Linked DNA regions of Homo sapiens: region 1 is linked to region 2. Evidence: read pairs that join two places in POLR2A ChIA-PET (ENCODE). Cell type or tissue: IMR-90. All regions are shown on one strand. Each heading gives the region's core, and the rest is flanking DNA. Links, peaks and the distances in the headings are about the cores only.

Region 1 (2,911 bases), core at 141-2,640, 210 kb after region 2:
AGTGTAAATGGAGAGGATGTTACTTGGAGTGTGTGGGCTACGGAAATGGAGAAGATGAATGTTAAGTTACAAAGTGTAAATGGTGTAAATGGAGAGGATGAAGTGAAGTTACAAAGCCATTCACATTTCTGTCATTGCTGAAGTGCTTCCATTTGATTTAGTTCTAAGAAGTCAGCATGGATCAGCCTTATGTTCCCTGCCTCCAGGCCCTATTCTCCTGCCCCATTGGACAGTTTGAAGGGCTCAGAAGAAGATAGAAAAAAGTGGGAAAGTTTGGAACTTCCTAGAGACTTGGAGGGCTCAGAAGACAGGAAGATGTGGGCAAGTTTGGAACTTCCTAGAGACTTGCTGAATGGCTTTAACGAAAATGTTGATAGTGATATGGACAATAAAGTCCAGGCTGAGGTGGTCTAGATGGAGATGAGGAACTTATTGGGAACCAGGGTAAACGTCACTCTTGCTATGCAAAGAGAATATTGGCATTTTGCCCCTGCCCTAGAGATCTGTGGAACTTTGAATTTGAGATGATTTAGGTTATCTAGGGGAAGAAATTTTTAAGCAGCAAAGTGTTCAAGGGGAACAACAGCATAAAAATTTGGAAAATTTGCAGCCTGATGATGCAATAGAAAAAATACCCATTTTCTGGGGAGAAATTCAAGCTGGCTGCAGAAATTTGCATAAGTAAGGAGGAGGCAAATGTTAATCACCAAGACAATGGAGAAAATGTCTCCAGGACATGTCAGAGACCTTCAAGGCAACCCCTCCCATTACAGTCCTAGAGGCCTAGCAGGAAAAAATGGTTTTGTGGGCTAGGCCCAGGGCCTCCCTGCAGTGTGCAGCCTAGGGACTTGGTGCACTGCATCCCAGCTGCTCCAGTGGCTAAAAGGGGCCAAGGTACAGCTTGGGCTATGGCTTCAGAGGGTGCAAGCACCAAACCTTGGCAGCTTCCACGTGGTGTTGAGCCTGTGGTTACACAGTAGTCAAGAATTGAGGTTGGAAACCTCCACCTAGATTTCAGAGGATGTATGGAAATGCCTGGATGTCCAGGCAGAGTTGTGCTGTAGGGGCAGAGCCCTCATGGAGAACCTCTGCTAGGTCAGTGCAGAAGGGAAATGTGGGGTTAGAGCCCCACACAGAGTTCCCACTGTGGAACTGCCTAGTAGAGCTCTGAGAAAAGGGCCACTGTCCTCCAGACCCTAGAATGGTAGATCCACTGATAGCTTGCACTGTGCACCTGGAAAAGCCACAGATATTCAATGCCAGCCTGTGAAAGCAGGCAGGATGGGGTGGGGGTGGGGGAGCTGTACTGGAGCAAAGCTGCCCAAGGCTGTGGGAGCATAGCCACAGGAGCATAGCTGTGGCTACACAGCTGTGAGCATAGCTGCCCAAGGCTGTAGGAATCCAGCTCTTGCATCAGCATGACCTTAGATATGAGACATGGAGTCAAAGGAGATCATTTTGGAGCTTTAAGATTTGGCTGTCCCACGGATTTCAGACTTGCATGGGACCTGTTGTCCTTTTATTTTGGACAATTTCTGACACTTGGAACAGGTGTATTTATCCAATGCCTGTACCCCACTTTATCTAGGAAGTAACTAACTTGCTTTTGATTTTGCAGGCCCATAGGCGGAAGGGACTTACCTTGTCTCAGATGAGACTTTGGACTGTGGACTTTTGAGTTAATGCTGAAACGAGTTAAGACTTTAGGGGACTGTTGCGAAGGCATGATTGGTTTTGAAATGTGAGGAAAGGAGATTTCGGAGGGGCCAGGGGTGGAATGATATGGTTTGGCTGTGTCTCCACTCAAATATCACCTTGAATTATAATAATCCCTATGTGTCAAGGGTGGGGCCAGGTGGAGGTAATTGAATCATGGGGGTGATTTTCCCCATACTGTTCTCGTGGTGGTGAATAAGTCTCACGAGTTCTGATGCTTTTATAAATGGGAGTTCCCCTGCAAAAACTCTCTTGCCTGCCACCATGTAAGATGTGACTTTACTCCTCATTTGCCTTCCACCATGATTGTGAGGCCTCCCCAGCCATGTGGCACTCTCAGTCAATTAAACCTTTATTCATTCTAAGTTACCCAGTCTCAGGTATGTTTTTATTAGCAGTGTGAGAACAGACTAATACACTTGGCCACCACTAGCCCAGAGGTGACACCCTGTCAATCTCAACTCACTCAGTCCCTGAGGAAGTAGAATGGTTCAGGGGAGAGGGCACGGCCTTCAGGCTGACCTGGGCTTGGGTCCTGCCCGCATCCCTTACTGTGTGATCTTAAGCAAGTTAGTGAGCCTCTCTGAACCTTGATTTCTTTTCTCTAAAATGAAATTAGTAATTGCCCCTCACAGAATTGCTACAGGAATAAACAAGATACAATAGTGTCTAGCTCAGTGCTGGGCACAAAACAGGGCCCAAAATGTTACTTCTTCTCTCCCCAGCCTCAACTTCCACCTATGGTGGGGGTGGGTAGGCGGCCCCAAATGTGAATCTGTCTGAGCCTAGAACCATACAAGTGTGGAAGGGTGTGTGCTCCTCCCTGTCCCCACTGCTGGCTCTGTAGCGGGCTAGGGGAGGTGATTTTCAGCCCTGCCAGGAGACATCAGCATTCCCAGCTGTGACATTGCCTGCTGGCTTTTCCTCTTCCCACGGCCCTCCCCCTACACATAAAACAGCTATATTGCTTTTTTTCTCATTATAAAAGCAATCCATGCTCATTATAAAAGAGTCAGACATTATAAAATATCCTAGGTAGAAAGCTGTGAGCATCTGCTGGTCCCCAGGGCTCCAGGGCTGAGCAGAAAACTGAGGTACCCGGGGTGCCTCCCAGGAAAACTCTATTTTCACAATGTGTGAACTGTAAATGCAAATACAAGATATTCTTTTCAAATCTTACAAATAACTCACTTTT
Region 2 (2,911 bases), core at 302-2,801:
CGCAGTGGCTCACGCCTGTAATCCCAGCACTTTGGGAAGCCGAGGCGGGCGGATCATGAGGTCAAGAGTTCAAGACCAGCCTGGCCAACATGGTGAAACCCTGTCTCTACTAAAAAATACAAAAATTAGCTGGGTGTGGTGGTGCGCACCTGTAATCTCAGCTACTTGGGAGGCTGAGGCAGGAGAATCCCTTGAACCCAGGAGGCAGAGATTGCAGTGAGCCAAGATTGTGCCATTGCACTCCAGCCAGGGCAACAAGAGTAAAAACTCTCTCAAAAAAAAAAAAAAAAACAAAAAAAATCAGGAATCCGAATGACTTCAAACTCTTCAACAACACTAGAAGACATAATGGAGCAAAGCCTCCTAGATTCTGAAGGAAAACTATCTCCAATTTACAATAATCAGCAAAACTATCAGTGAGGGACAGAACTAGAGAGATATTTTCTGACATTCATGATTACAAAAATTTGAACCTCCATGATTCCTTTCTCTCTTTTTTTTTTTTTGAGATGAGTCTTGCTCTATCACCCATGCTGGAGTGCAGTGGCATGACCTTGCTCACTGCAGCCTCCGCCTCCCAGGTTCAAGCGATTCTCCTGCCTCAGCCTCCCGAGTAGCTGGGACTACAAGCACACACTACCACGCCTGGCTAATTTTTTTTTTTTTTTTTAGTAGAGATGGCGTTTCGCCATGTTGGCCAGGCTGGTCTCAAACTCCTGATCTCAGGTGATCCACCCGCCTCGGCCTCCCAAAATGCTGGGATTACGGGCTTGAGCCACCGCGCCTGGCCCGTAATTCCTTTCTCAAGGGATTTGTTACAGGAATATAGCAAGAGAAAGACTTAGGATATAGGAAACGGGACATCCAGCATAGGAAAGAAGCGAAGGAAATCTCCAGAAGGCCAATGGAGGGAAATCCCTGGGTGACAACTGTGCACCGGATACAAGAATCCACAATTATGTGACCCCTTCTAGCAATTTCCAACTATCATCTACATAATGGCCTTTTTTTCTTGAGAGTGCCAGGGAGGGAGGAAGGGAGGAAAGTGGTTGGAGGAAGAGCAGAGAGAGGGAAGGAGTAACAGAGAAGGGAAGGAAATAGCCCATATTTTCAAAGTTAGCCCCTTTAAGTATATCCTCTCCCCTTTGGAGGAGGTGAATGGTAAAACCTGTGCTAGGTCTTCAGATACTCCAGGTAGCTGAACAACATTAATAAAATAGTATAGCACCACAGTGTTTCCCAAAGCAGGGGATATATACTATTCATGGTTTACAAAATGATTATAAGAGATATGTATACAAGATATAAACTAAAACTGATATAAGGAAAAAGTCTCAGTTAGGTGCTAGTATATGTTTAATACTTCTTTAAGACTTTCTACTAGGGCAGCCACGATGGCTCACACTTGTAATCCCAGCACTATGGGAAGCCAAGGTGGGTGAATTGCATGAGCTCATGAGTTCAAGACCAGCCTGGGCAATATGATGAAATCCTGTCTCTGTTAAAAATACAAAAATTAGCTGGGCTGTGCACCTGTAATCCCAGCTACTCAGGAGGCTGACGCAGGAGAATTGCTTGAAACCGGGAGGCGGAGGTTGCAGTAAACCGGGATCTTGCCACTGTACTCCAGCCTGGGTGACAGAGGGAGACCCTGTCTCAAAAAAAAAAAAAAAAAAAAAAAAAAAAAAAAAAAAGGCCAGGGGCCATGGCTCACACCTGCAATCCCAACACTTCAGGAGGCCGAGGTGGGCGGATCATGTAAGGTCAGGAGTTCGAGACCAGCCTAGCCAACATGGTGAAACCCCACCTCTACTAAAAATACAAAATTAGCCCGGTGTGGTGGAACACATCTGTAATCCCAGCTACTTGGGAGGCTGAGACAGGAGAATCCCTTGAATCTGGGAAGCAGAGGTTGCAGTGAGCCGAGATCGTGCCATTGCACTCCAGCCTGGGCAAAAAGAGTGAAACTCCAGCTCCAAAAAAAAAAAAAAAAAAAAAAAGAGAGAGAGAGATTACTTTATAAATTTATTAGGCTGGGCGCGGTGGCTCACGCCTGTAATCCCAGCACTTTGGGAGGCCAAGGTGGGCGGATCACAAGGTCAGGAGATTGAGACCATCCTGGCTAACACGGTGAAACCCCATCTCTACTAAAAATACAAAAAATTAGCCAGGCGTGGTGGCAGGCACCTGTAGTCCCAGCTACTCAGGAGGCTGAGGCAGGAGAATGGCGTGAACCCATGAGGTAGAGCTTGCAGTGAGCCGAGATCGCGCCACTGCACTCCAGCCTGGGCGAAAGTGCGAGACTCCACCTCAAAAAAAAAAACATTAATAATGTTGTTTTTAGGCCAGGCGTGGTGGCTCATGTCTGCAATCCCAGCACTTTGGGAGGCCGAGGTGAGTGGATCACTTGAGGTCAGGGGTTCCAGACCAGCCTGGCCAGTGTGGTGAAACCCCGTCTCTACCAAAAATACAAAAATTAGCTGGGCATTGTGGTGGGCACCTGTAATCCCAGCTACTTGGGAAGCTGAGGCAGGAGAATCCCTTGAACCCGGGAGGCAGAGGTTGCAGTGAGCTGAGACTGCGACACTGCACTCCAGCCTGGGTGACAGAGCGAGACTCCATTTCAAAAAAACAAAAAAAAAAACAGCTGGGTTTGGTGGTACATACCACCAAGCTACTTGGGAGGCTGAGAAATGAGAATCACTTGAGGCCATGGTGGAAGAATCGCTTAAGCCCAGTAGTTCAAGACCAGCCTGGGCAACATAACAAGACTGTATATCTTTAAAAAAAAAAAAACTGATTGATTACATTAAAATGCAGTAAGCATGGTTGCTCAAAAAAAAAAAGGGACATTTGCTACACTGGCTAGGTGTGGTGGCTCATGCCTGTAATCCCAGCACTTTGGAAGGCT

Evidence for each region. Peaks named below come from ENCODE experiments on the same cell type or tissue, not always from the same donor. Only the 100,000 strongest peaks of a DNase experiment are listed, where the experiment ranks them.
Region 1: POLR2A ChIA-PET joins it to region 2 with 8 read pairs; 4 of 35 experiments call an interaction of 5 or more read pairs at or near these places.

The regions. Positions count from the first base shown.
Region 1 is chr3:12,845,375-12,848,285 of GRCh38, forward strand. No RefSeq gene overlaps it. Among named protein-coding and RNA genes, the nearest start is that of RPL32, 5.3 kb to the left of the region's middle. In IMR-90, for the core only: no CTCF peak of the experiment used is centred there; a DNase peak (open chromatin) is centred at 1,387.
Region 2 is chr3:12,633,661-12,636,571 of GRCh38, forward strand. The region is part of intron 1 of RAF1 (Raf-1 proto-oncogene, serine/threonine kinase); the gene reads right to left. Among named protein-coding and RNA genes, the nearest start is that of RAF1, 29 kb to the right of the region's middle. In IMR-90, for the core only: no CTCF peak of the experiment used is centred there; no DNase peak of the experiment used is centred there.